2 separate regions of the Homo sapiens genome follow, and region 1 is linked to region 2. A link is a contact called in ENCODE Hi-C or POLR2A ChIA-PET data. All regions are on one chromosome and are shown on one strand. The core of a region is the stretch at or near the end of the contact, and the rest is flanking DNA. Distances in the headings are between cores, read along the strand shown.

Region 1 (6,282 bases), core at 1,572-4,071, 690 kb before region 2:
ACTTATGAACAGGCGACTTAAAAATGGACTGCAGTTTTCATCTGTATCCAGAGGGGGCGCCAAAAGCCCAGAAACTGTTTCCAACTCCGAGAACCAGGGAAAACTTGGATGGTGGTGGCTGGGGGTGGTGTGTTCCAGTCAATCTGGACTGCTTTGCTGCTGAGATTTATATTTGCAGGAATTCCTACGCGATATTCCCTCCTGTGCGGATCCACCTCTGCGCAGCTCAGTGAGGGAACTTGTGTCTGTAGAGATCCGGGTGAAAAAAGAGCACTTGAGATGCCAGCCGTTCTATTCTGCGCAGAATTTGGGGACTGAGGCCAGGAGAAGGCCCCTATCCCCCAGGTGCCAAGCGTTGCCACCGTCAGGCCAAGTCTAGCGCGTGGCATTGTCAGCTCGCGAGTGGATCGGTCCTGCATTTCTGCAGGGGCCTCCTGGTGTCCACTCCCCTTTCCCCATTCAGGGGCTCCATTCGCTTCGTTGTGTCTTTCTCAGGTCGCCCCGACCCCTCCTCCCTGACCTGGGAAGACGCGCGCAGTCCCCGACCAGAGGACCTCAGACACAGGTAGAAGGAAAGGAACCCGCTCCTGATGTTCAGGTTACAGATCTGGAAACTAAGGCTGTTGACCCAGTGTTGGCTAGAGCATTTTGCCAGGGGCGAAAGGAGCCAGGGTCCTCCATCTGATGCGGTGAGGGAGGGAAAGGGCGCAGGTCACGAGGCAGGAGACGGAGGGCGCTTCTCCGTGTTCGGGACGTGCTTTCGGATACCCGCTCTTGAGCAAGCGCCGCGAGGTCTGCCGCCGGGAGCGGAGACACAGAGGTGCGAGTGGCTCCCCAGGGAAGCCCTCGGGAAACCGAGGTCTGGGATCTCCCCCTTTCCCCCTCTTGCACGTCCCGGACCGGCGCCGGGCTCAATTTCCCCAGCGGGGGCCGCCAATCTCTCCTCCGCGTCTACGCGGGAGCTGAGACCGGAGCCCAGAGTTGCTGGCGCAGGGCGAGTTTCTCGCAAACACTCAGTGCTCAGGATGGGGGTGAGGGATGCGAGCTGATGGGGTTCCTTTTACCTGGCGAATTAAGGACCACAACCTCCCTATCCAAACTTCCTTAGCAAAAGTGGGGACGGTGTTTAAATCCGTTTTCGGTAGGGACGCTTTTCTGTCCCTAGGGAAAGTTTGGTGGGGTGAGCAGCGGCGTCCCCCAAATATCTCAGCCCCGGACAATGTTCTCATTAGAGGTGATGGGAGAAGGGGTTACCCCTTGTCTATTCCAGTTCCCCAGGCCGGGTCCCTTGCAGGTAGAAGACTCCTATCCCTGGAGGGACAGGTCCCCGTGTCGCGGGCTCCCAGCCGCTCCTGTAATTAGTACATTTCGCTGGGCTTGGAGAGTGTTTATCGTCCGCTCTTCACGCCGGACACGAGTTTCTTGTGGAAGGGAGCGGCCGGTAAGCCCGTCTCTGGACTGGCGCTGGGCTGGACAGCAACAGCTAAGGGGAAAAGGAAAGTACCAGATAGCGTCGTAGGTGCGCAATAAATATCTGTTGACTGATCGAATAGATGTCACCTGTGGACGTGTTGCCCGAGTGAGTGCATGTCCCATCACAGCCGCCAGACCTCCCAGCGACAGTTGCGAACACGCGATGCTTGTGCATTCCTGCGTGTGTATTTCTCCCCACACGGGAGCCCGACTTTGGGAAGTTGACCGGCATGTGCCACTCAGGGCTGTGGAATCCCGACTCCGCTAAAACTGCAGACCAAGAGGCCCGTTTCAGTTTTCTTCCCTTTCCTGTTTTCGAAAAAAAGAAAGATGAGGTGGACGGGAGGTGTCGGGTGAGGGGGCGCGAACCTCCAATCTGCCCTGGTGACCTGGCCGGGTCTGGGGGCGTCGGGCGGCTGTAACACAGCAGGGCGCCCCGGGGGTACGGACCGGAGCCCAAGTCAGAGACCAGACCAGCTGGCTTGTCGTGGAGCTGCGGAGCCGATCAGGGAAAAAGGAGGGGTGGGAGTGGAAGGCCCCAGTCCCAAAGGGACAGCGCTCCCAAAGGGAGCGTGCTCTTTTTTCATTCTGGGTTTTGCGAAAATATCTGTCCTTAGCTGTGGCACCGGGGAGCCGCGCGTCATGCGGCTTCCCTCAACTCATCCCTAGAACGCCCTGCGGAAAATTTCCTAGGCCATCTCTTCCCCCTAACGCCCACTCCCACTATTTTAAAAAGTCTTTCAGGCATTTTTAGCTGAAGGTGATTTTGCCTTGGTGATTTAAAAGTAAAGATACAGTAAGCGCTCAACGCAGTGGTGCCTCCTTTGCGACATACTCGGCCGGGGCCACTTCGGCCCCAAGAGCTTCCTCCGCACGAGCAACTGCTCCTCCCCTTCGATCACCTTTCAGTTTAGGTCTATGCAGTCTCAGGTACCGACCAAAGAGGGCTGAGATTCTCAGGATGGTTTTGTGGGGTTTCCCTAGGGGAGGGCAGGCTCAATGGCGATGATTGCATCTCAGCCTGGAGGGATTCTAACCAGCGCTTCCCTCTAAGAGATCCCATTGGGTGGGTGATTATTCCGGATCTTAATCAGAGAAAGTGTCCCCATCAAGCCACGGAAATAGAGGACATGCTTGTAAGGTGCAATTTCGAAGGTAACGGTCAGAGTTAAAGACCAATTATCCTGTCTTCCCTGCGATCCTTTCCGTCTCAACAGGACCCGGGAAGTCCCGGGCAGAGCGCATCTCCCTGGCTCCTGCAAGCTACGGCTTCACCCAGCTTCGTGTTGGGCTCCGTTTTGGTTTTGGAGCGGCGTGAGGGAGTCTCGGGGGCTGGGTCGACTGCCACTGGCCTGAGCTCCGGACTCCGGGGACAGCGCGTCCTGTCCCGAGGGCCTCCCGCCCCCCGGGAAGGCCAAGGTCATGAGGTCAAACCCCAACTTTTGGGCTTCCGCGAGAGTAAAGCCCCCGGATGGTCCTCGGAGCTGTGACGTCACAAAAAGTGCTTGGGGTAGGCGGACCCACGGCTTTGTTAAACAGCCCAGGGGCTTCGGGGAGGAGTGGGGGCCCAAAGCAACTCAGGGACCCGTTGAGCTTCCTGCTTTGTCATTGTTTATTTCAAATTAATTTCATGATGCCTGTCGCTGACTGCAAAGGCTGCAGGAGAGACAGGCTGCCCTCGGGGTCTCTCCCAGCCTAGATAGGCAGACCAGGGATTTTTGAGAAAGCAGAGATTTTTGGTTTTCTTTCTTTCTTTCTTTTGTTTCTCTCTGTGCCATCTTTCTCCCAAGGCCCTTTCTCTCACTGATGTAAAAGGAAGAAGTGGAATAGTAAATGTCTTCTTTTTCTGTCTTCAGCCTTTTGTTTTCCGGATGGGTTGTGAAATTTGGACTGGCCTAGGAGAGGGGACAGTATTCCCCTTCCAAATCATTAAGACCCGGAAAATATAACAGTGTTCCTGTCACTATCTTTTGGATCACATGTGTTTACCCCCACGAGAAAGGGCAGGTTGATTTCTTCCACAGAGTTCTAGGACTGGAACCTGTTACTTTTTCTTCCCTAGTTTCCAGGTTGGCTAAAATGTGAGGGAATCCTGACAGAACACAGACAGAAGGCATCAACTGTATTACAGAAACTGGTCCCCTTTGGGGTCCCCCTAAAGCTCGCAAACTGTTAGCTTTGGTTGGCAAAAGAAGACTTTTTGTCTCATCTGCCTTAATATCCACAGGCAAAGCAGAGACAGATAAACAGTTACTAGTATAATTTAGGGGTAGGGTCACTATAGATTCAAGTATATGGGCATTTAATCTTTCCCCTAAATACTCATTTTCTTGGAGCAGTGGAGACATCTCATAGGTTGAGATGTTTTCCTCAGCAGCCAGGAGAAAAGGTGGTGTCTAACCCTGACGGAGGGGTTGATACTGTACCTGGAAGGTATGCTTTCTACCGTATGATTGGACAGAAAGGCAGAGTAGGTTTGCTCAGATATTCCACCCAGGCGTTCACCCCATCCCCACGCCTCCAGGGTCCACTTCTCCCCAGGGACCTGGCTCTAGAGTTTTCCTAGGGAGCTCCCAGTAGAGCATTAGTTTGAACCCCAACTATATTAAATATATGCTGTATCATGGGCGGCAAAGCAGGCTGTTGCGGGTGCTTGCAAATTTGCAAAGTATGGACGAACACGAGGCTGGGCAGGGATGGGGGGAATGGGGTGGCTACATCTAAATCTTTCTAGGACTCCAGATGACAGAGTAGAGTTCTGGGTAGAGGAAGTACAACGTGGTGGAGACACCATGTCCTTTCCATCCTGTCTTTCCCTGTCACTTGTCATGTCTCTCCCATTTAGCCCAACGTCAAATCATTCTGATTTTTGAATAAATCAATTCAGTGAATATTGCCTGAGGGCTGACAATGTGCCTAAACTTCTGAAGGAGACAAGATTTCATCTCTGCTGTTGTCTCCAGGTCTGGTTTCCCGCAGAATCCAGCCTCTGTCCACGTGAACTCTGCTCTGTCCTCTGGGCTCATAATGTTCTGAGACTCTTGCTGCCTCTTTCATGGATTCCCCTTCTATTTCCCTGAGACGACTCACAGGTCACAGAAAGCTGCCTCCCATCCTTGCGGCTCCATCAAGGTGCTTTGGAGGCAGGTAAAGCGCAGGTAAGGAGTGGCACCCCAAGCTCCTGGCTTGGTGGCAGACTCAGTCCCATCTCTTTCCTCTTGGCCCCAGGAGCCCTGCTGATGCTGTGTTGCCCTTTGACTGGGCCATCTTCTTTCTCCGCCCTCGCCCCTTCTTGGTCCAAGCCCAGAAATGCCTTGTAGTGTGTGGTACGCTTCACTCTCTCTTTGGGGGACATCTGCCAACCAGCACAGTGGTGATGACAGTTTCCAGATGATTTTCCAGGAGCAAAGAAATGTTCTGGGGGAGGAGAGAGTGGCATTGGCCAAACACTGAGTGGGCTGAACATTGTGGTTCCGGAAGAGGCCCAGGGAGGTGGAGTTTCATGAGGCTCAAAGATTTCTTTTTCCTCTTTAGATTCTGCCTAAAGCAAAAGTCACTAATTGCTTTGTATTTTCCTGGCACTTAAATGGTTCTCTGGTTTCTGACTCTCCTCCAGGAACTTAGGTTTTAGGAAAGCAGGGCTTCAGGGTGATATCAGTGGGGACATTTGCCTCTAAGCTCACCTTCCTCAGCTCAGCTAGGCCCAAGGCCTACTTCAGCCAACTCTTGGGTTATTATAGGATCCTCAGCCAAGTGGACTGCACAGTCTGGGCAGAGGATAGAATACAAACTCACCTATTCCCTTCTCCTGTCTCTGGGATTTGCCACTCCAACTTCACTTCTGCTCGAAGCATTTTGATATTTAGTCAGGCAAACCAGGAAGTGCTAGTGAAGTTGTTTTGGAGACTTAAGAATGGGTTCAGGCCAGGCGCGGTGGCTCACGCCCATATTACCAGCACTTTGGGAGCCCGAGGGGGACAAATCACTTGTGGTCAGGAGTTCGAGACCAGCCTGGCCATCGTGGTGAAACCTGGTCTCTACTAAACATACAAAAATTAGCCAGGCGTGGTGGCACATGCCTGTAATCCCAGCTACTCGGGAGGCTGAGGTAGGAGAATTGCTTGAACCCGGGAGGCAGAGATTGCAGTGAGCTAAGGTTGTGCCATTGCACTCCAGCCTGGGCGAGAGAGTGAGACTCTGTCTCAAAATAAATAAATAAATAAATAAATAAATAAATAAATAAATAAATTAAAATAAAATAAAAGAATGGGTTCAGAGAAAAGAATTCAGTTCTCTCTTGATTCTGAAAAATCTTGGATTTATATGCTATACCTCATCTTCACTTTTCTTTTTCATATACTAGGAAGGCTTTCTTTCAGTCCTTTCTTATAACTCTCCTTTTCAGGGAAAGCTGTCTCTCCCAGATAAAAGCTGCCCGCACCTATCTTACCTTGGGAAAGATGTGAGGCTTATTCAGACTATGGAGTAAATGACTACTAAGGCTTCATATGTTCTCAGTCTAAGAGGCAGTGAGACTTAAATAAGGGGTAGAGATCTAGTTTAAATGCTAACCCCTCTGTGAAGATTTGAGGACTCCCCAGGAAAAGCTATTGGCTCCCATCTCTGTGTTTTTATAACATTTTGTTCAGGCCTCTATTGTGCTGCTGTCTTTGTGTATATATGCTCCACAGCTGAAATGTGATCTCCTCGAGGAAAAGCACGTAGTGTTATCCTCTTTGTATCCTCAGTCTGTGTGCCACATAGACTCTGCTGAATAAACGTTCATGTAGGGAATGAATGCTAAAATAT
Region 2 (6,326 bases), core at 591-3,090:
GCTTTTCACGTTATTTCCTAGTCAGGTTGCTTTTTTGTCCAGTATGTTTTTTGGCTGAATTTTGAACCAGAAGAGAGGCTTCATTCTTATTTTTATCCATCTTTAACATTTATTGCTGTTGCTATTGTTATTCTTTCTCATCAGGGCAAAAACAAAACTTTGAGTTTTGAGGAAAAGGGAGAATGTTGAAGTCCATTAACAAGTATTTATTGGCCTCTTACTCTATGTAGAAATCTGAATGAAAACTTCTACATGGATATGAGAAAAATGGAGAATGCAAGGATCTTCTTAGAGAACAGCTGAACACGAACCCATTAGAAAATCTAATGAGATTAGAATAAATGTAATATAAAATGGTTCTGATCATCCCTTGTTGCATCATTCCAATTGCTTCAACTTAGTTGATTTCACCAGTGCTTGGTTGGCTTGTTGCAAAGCTTTGCTTCAGTGTGCCAGTGTACCATGTTATTATATATTTGTCCATGAAAGTGCCCAGGAAATGAGTTTGCAGTCATGACATTTTGGTGTTGCACAGAATTGCCATCGTAAAAGCCCTGGTACCCACTGCTAAGGCAGCAACCTACCTTGAACCCAAGGCTAACACTTGACTGACTAGAATAAGATATTGAATTGATGTGAGCAGAGATTTTGCTTCACCAATGCATCCTTGACTCTTAAAGTTTATTACAGAATATGTCTCCAAAACATTCATAGACCCTTAAGTTTTAAAGATGAAAACAAGAACTCAATGATTAGGGACCATTAAATCAAAAGAAAAATAGAGCATTTATATAGAAGACAACAGTTTATTTAAAATGTAAGGTACTTTGTATCCACCTAAAAGAACAAGGAAGCATTATACAACTTCACCCTTTTGCATTTAAGGATGACTGTAACCAGAAGTTCATTCATGTCACCCTCTTACATCAGATGGAAACCAATCTTTAGCTAAATTAGTACTCATTTCTCCATAATTCTCTATTTAATTTTGTTTTCCAAAAGACTATTGAGCATTATACTAATGAATAGACTTCCAAAAGTGCTCAGTCCAAATGAGATAAACATTATTGTGATCTCTTAAATTGAATTCAATGAAATTGAAATATTGACAATCACTGTATCTGAGAGTCAGATATGAAATTATCCCCTAAGTCACTTATCTCTTGATTACAACCTTCTGGACTTAGGTTTTCTCTGTCTCAGTCAGAATGTAAGAGAGAAATCGTTACTGCATTTGATTCGCTAGATTAATCTAGGAATAGCAGCTGACCTCCCTCAAATCCATCATAAAGCACTGGCAAACAATAGTGTGTTTCTCAGGTGGGGATTGATGCCAACTCCCTGCCCTTTATTTCTCTTAAGAGTAGTGAAAACTTTTAGGTTTTAGGTTTTGAATTGCCTATGAAAAGGGCATTGGAAATGTAAACATAAACGTTTTTGCAGAAGCCCAGTTGGTCCAGGAAGCCTTTAATTTGCTGACACTGACACTAGCCTATTGGTGGCTGAACCTGCAGAAAGTAGATATTATCCTTTAAAATGTCATGGTGCAGACTGGCTGACAGTTTTTTGTCAGTCAATCCAATCACCTAAATCACTTCTTTGTATCTGATCCTGGGAAAAAAAAATAGTAGTAAGCGAATTACAGAGGATGTGGTTATTGTGAGATAATCAACCCCCTGGGGAGATCAGACACACCTGTGTTACTCTATCTTATGCCTGGGAGAGTGACTAAGGCAGAAAAATTGCACCCTATTTCCTTTACCCCATCACATGTTAATACAGCATTAACCACTAGCCTTTAAATACATCTCCTGATAAAATCAGCGCATATTGCAGACATGACTGTCGTCCACAAGGAGAAGTGGCAAATCACACAGGAAGCTGTAGACTGTTCTTATTTCTCCAGCAAGGATTCACAGATAAAAAGTGATTGCAAAAGCAGTGTCTGCTGAGAATGAAGGCCATAGCTGGGTCCTCTGGGATTTACCCTGCAAGTTGCACCTGCCCCAGCCGGGACAGGCCACCTTAGGGACAGAATCTTCCTCTTCTCAGTCACTGGGTTAGTGCATATAAAATCACTCTGCATGACAGGAAAGACAAGAGTTCTCTTTATTTCCTTTGGGTCCAAACCTGTTTTGCCTAGGAGCCTTCGGTCATGAACAACTTTTCTGCCAGGTGAAATGGAGTGTTTACAGACATGGGAAAAAAATTTAAAACAAGAAATTTTTATATCCCTTTTCTACACTATATGCATTTCATTGCCCCCGACTTCTCAGGCTATATGCTAGAAATCTCACATATGAAGGAAAACTAGTTAAAACAAAACCAATCCCGCCCATCTTGATTTCAATGTGGAAAAAATCTTTCCACGTGGGTTAGTTATAAAATAGAAGTTAAAGAGCCGCACCAAGTGAACCTTATGTGCGCAGAGGATTTGGGGGATTCCCGCTCATTCCCTTATTCCTATGGAGAAGGCAGCATTTTACATATCTGCTTTCGTTGCCAGCCAAAGTGAGTTTGCCACTGAGGTGGTCTGTGCTTTATGTGCAATAACTGATCCTTGGATGTATGCTTAAGTCTGAAATAGATTTCCACAAAATTGCAAAACAGTTAATGCAATAGAATGTAAGGAAATGAGTATCCTTTCATGGATTATGAAATTTCGTGGTGATTTTAAAATCATTTTGATGTCCATCCTGGCTGAAGGTAGAGGTTAAAATGCACAAAAGTTGCAGGTGGACTTTATAATGCAAATATCATCTGGGAGATGAGTGAGAACGTCTTAGAAGATGATTCCTGAGGAGTTAAGTCAAAAGACATTTGAGAGAGGATTCCTGGAGGGAAAAGAGCAAATTGTTCTTTTAGTTAATGCACTAATTTTCCCCTCAAAATGGTGTGTGAGTGCTGTGATTTCCCTCATATCATCTCCAGTAATAAGTATTACTAGACCTTTTATTTTATTTTTCAGTCTAAGAAGTGTGAAGTGATATCTTGTGCTATTTTGTATCTTTCTAATTATTAGAGTATGTGAGCATTTTCTGTGTTTTTTTTTTTTTTTTTTTTTTTTTTTTTGAGGTGGAGTCTTGCTCTGTCACCCAGGCTGGAGTGCAGTGGCGCGGTCTCAGCTCACTGCAAGCTCCGCCTTCCAGGTTCACGCCATTCTCCTGTCTCAGCCTCCCCGGTAGCTGGGACTACAGGCGCCTGCTACCACGCCCGGCTAATTTTTTGTATTTTTAGTAGAGACAGGGTTTCACCATGTTAGCCAGGATGGTCTCGATCTCCTGACCTCGTGATCTGCCCGCCTCGGCCTGCCAAAGTGCTGGGATTACAGGCATGAGCCGCCGTGCCTGGCCTTCTCTTATACTTATTGGCCATTCAGCTTTCTTCTTTTGTGAATTACTTATAATATTTTGCCTATTCTTTATTGAGTTGCTTGACTTTATTGAGTTTTTTCAATATTGATAGGCAAATTGTCCCAGTAAACTTCATTCAGTAACTCATCCTTACTAATTTGTAATCACTAATTTGTAAGGCCACTTTTGCTATATGTTTCATTATATTTATGAATCTGTCCTGGACTCTCAAAACTGTCCCTTTGATGAATTTGTTCATGTGTATGTAAATTTTTTTGTGAGAGAGTGTGTGTGTATATCTTCACAGAAGAGGCAATTGTTATTGTTGTTGTTGTCATTGTCGTTGTGAACACTTATCACAGGAGGCCTTGCCAATACCCGAAGGTGAAGCTACCCTCCCCACATGTGTGTTTGTGTGTGGCTTCTTTTGTTGTTGTTGTTTCTTTTCTTTTAATATTTTTGTTGCCACTCACACACAAATGTCACTTTTTAAAGAACAACTATATACTATGTATTATTATTGTTATTATTGAATATTTTATCCGTAAGTTCTATTTGTTCACATTAAGGAACTTCTCTTTGGTTCACACCAGGGTGTTGCCACCAATTTCATGTTTTTAAAAAGGTTCTACACTTGTATTCCTAGTATAAATCCTATTAAGTGTTTATAGTTTAATGTGGATTAAGTTTGGTAATTTTTTTAGATCTTCACATTATTTCATAAAAGATAATTTATACTTTTAGTTTATTTTATTATCCTCATTTGGTTTTGATATGGAGCTGTACAGGATCATAATGAATCAATAACTTTTATCTCTTGTTCTCTGGAACTGATTTTGAGAGACGATTGTCACATGATATTTTGTGTATTAGTATTTAGATCATCTCCAAAGTCATCTGAGCTGTGGAGGATGTTTTACTGAGGGAGTGAGGAGACATTTTTGATAACTGATTAAATTTCATTAATTTTTTTTTAATATTTGTAGGTGTTCCATGTCTTCTCAAGTCAATTTTGGGAAGTCAGATTTTTTTTTTTTCTTAGAAAGGATATGTTTAATCTTAGATTCAAAATTTCCAGCAAATGCTATTGACATACTTTCTAATTTTTTTCTAAATTCTCCAGTGGTACTTTTGTTCTTTTTTTATACTTATTTTGTTTATATTTTTGCCTTCCATTTTTTCTAATCAATCTTTCTAGTATTTTATTTATTTAGTCAAATACTCAGCTTTTTGTTTTCTTGATCCTCATTGTTAGGGACTATAAATTCAAACTGAGTTAACACATTGAAGTCATTTAGAATAATGCCTTGCATAGATTAAGTATGTAATGATTTGAGCTACTATTACTGTTATTATCATTTCTATTTATATTATCAAATTCTTGAATGACACTTTTGTTTTGGGATTTCTTCCTTTTAATTTTATTTAGATATATGTTATTTTTTGCTTCTTGAGTTTGATGCTTACTTTGTTATTCTTATTCTTCACTTAGTATTAATGTAAGCATTTATATATGTGAATTCTTCTCTTAACTGAATCTTGCAAAATTTCTAATAGCTATTGTTTAAATTTCATTAGTATTCATTTCATTTCATTATTACTTAGACTTTTCTATGATCTTGAATTTAATTTTTACCTTTAGTTAACGAATTTTAGATTTTAAATATTTTCTCATTGTGTTTTTTTCCCTTCTGTTACCATATCATCTTTTACTTTGACAAGAAAACGTTTTCTGTTGTACTGTCCTGTTCCTGTCTTCTTGAAGCTTATTAAAGGTTTATTATGGCTTCATGTATGCCAATTGTGGATGTCATATGGACTCTTGTAAAGTCTTATTCCTTTTTTTCTGAATTGAAGCTAAAATATACACACCTACACACACACAATTAGGTCTCCTTTATTCATTTCTTTTAATGTTTTTAATTTTCAAAGTTATTTTTATTTGCCTTATTTGTTAGGGATGTGAAAGATAAATTTAATTCTACTACTATTGGGCTTTTGTCTACTTCTTAAATTTCCTATTGTTTTTGCCTTAAGAAATGTGTCATTCTTATTGGTGCACAGATAATTGTATCTATTAGATGTTCATTGTTATAATTTGCATGTTACCTATATTGCCTTTTTTTTTTTTTTTTTTTTTTTTTTGAGATGGAGTCTTGCTCTGTCTTGCAGGCTAGAGTGCAGTGGCACGATCTCGGCTCACCGCAGTCTCCGCCTCCCAGGTTCAAGTGATTCTCCAGCCTCAGCCTCCCAAGTAGCTGGGATTACAGGAGCCTACAACTGTGCCTGGCTAATTTTTGTATTTTTAGTAGAGATGAGGTTTCACCATCTTGGCCAGGCTGGTCTCAAACTCCTGACCTCATGATATACCTGCCTTGGCCTCCCAGAGTGCTGGGATTATAGGTGTAAGCCACTGTGCCTGGCCTATATTGCCTTTTTAAATGCTCTCCTTCTGAGTTCAGCTGTTTATGTTAAAGTAAAAATTCTTGTTTCCTTTAATTATTCATTTGTTTACTGTTCCTTGGTCTACATTTTTATTTTCAGCTACCACCTGCCTACTCTCCCCATCCTGCCTGTCCTCCACTTCTGTCAAATCACTGTTTTGCTGTCACTGTTACATGGTATAGGAGTAGAGTCTGTATACAGTTCTATAGCACAGAGTTTAGCCTAGGAGGTGCTTTTTTTGCTTTCTTTGCTACATTTTTATACATTATATATACACATTTTATACATTATCTATAAATATATATTTACCATTACTGATAATTTCTAAGAGTATAAGTCATAATTTATGTTATGCTTTATATTTTTCATGCTGCTGCTTCTTTTGTTTCTTCCTTTTACAATATGATATCTTTTTTCCTAGCTCTGTTGTGTGCTTTGTACACTCTGTGCAAAAATTTTACTTGCTATTTTTCATTTTATTAGGTTGATGTAAAAGTAATGGTAAAAACCACAATTTCTTTTTTCCTA

The links. A loop is a pair of places that touch in the nucleus more often than their neighbours do. ChIA-PET counts read pairs that join two places held with the same protein, here RNA polymerase II (POLR2A). Pooled maps may share reads with other maps.
Region 1: a map of mammary epithelial cell shows a loop between it and region 2 (9-fold over the local background). The contact joins the promoter of SOX9-AS1 here to the enhancer-like site in region 2. A Hi-C loop is called at or near these places in 2 of 168 maps with a recorded cell type or tissue (PC-9 and mammary epithelial cell) and 3 of 50 pooled maps. POLR2A ChIA-PET finds 5 or more read pairs at or near these places in 3 of 52 experiments (A549, HEK293T and PC-3).

What each region holds. Positions count from the first base shown.
Region 1 is chr17:72,112,555-72,118,836 of GRCh38, reverse strand. SOX9-AS1 (SOX9 antisense RNA 1) reads left to right here and starts at 2,821. Exons shown (of 7, transcript NR_103738.1): 1 at 2,821-2,983; 2 at 4,437-4,631. RefSeq lists an enhancer at 520-1,141.
Region 2 is chr17:71,419,750-71,426,075 of GRCh38, reverse strand. No RefSeq gene overlaps it. Among named protein-coding and RNA genes, the nearest start is that of CASC17, 220 kb to the right of the region's middle. Within about 2 kb of position 1,840, at least 5 of the 41 ENCODE cell types and tissues checked have a DNase peak (open chromatin) inside an H3K27ac peak, as active enhancers do; they include PC-3, PC-9 and mammary epithelial cell, where a contact is called at or near this core.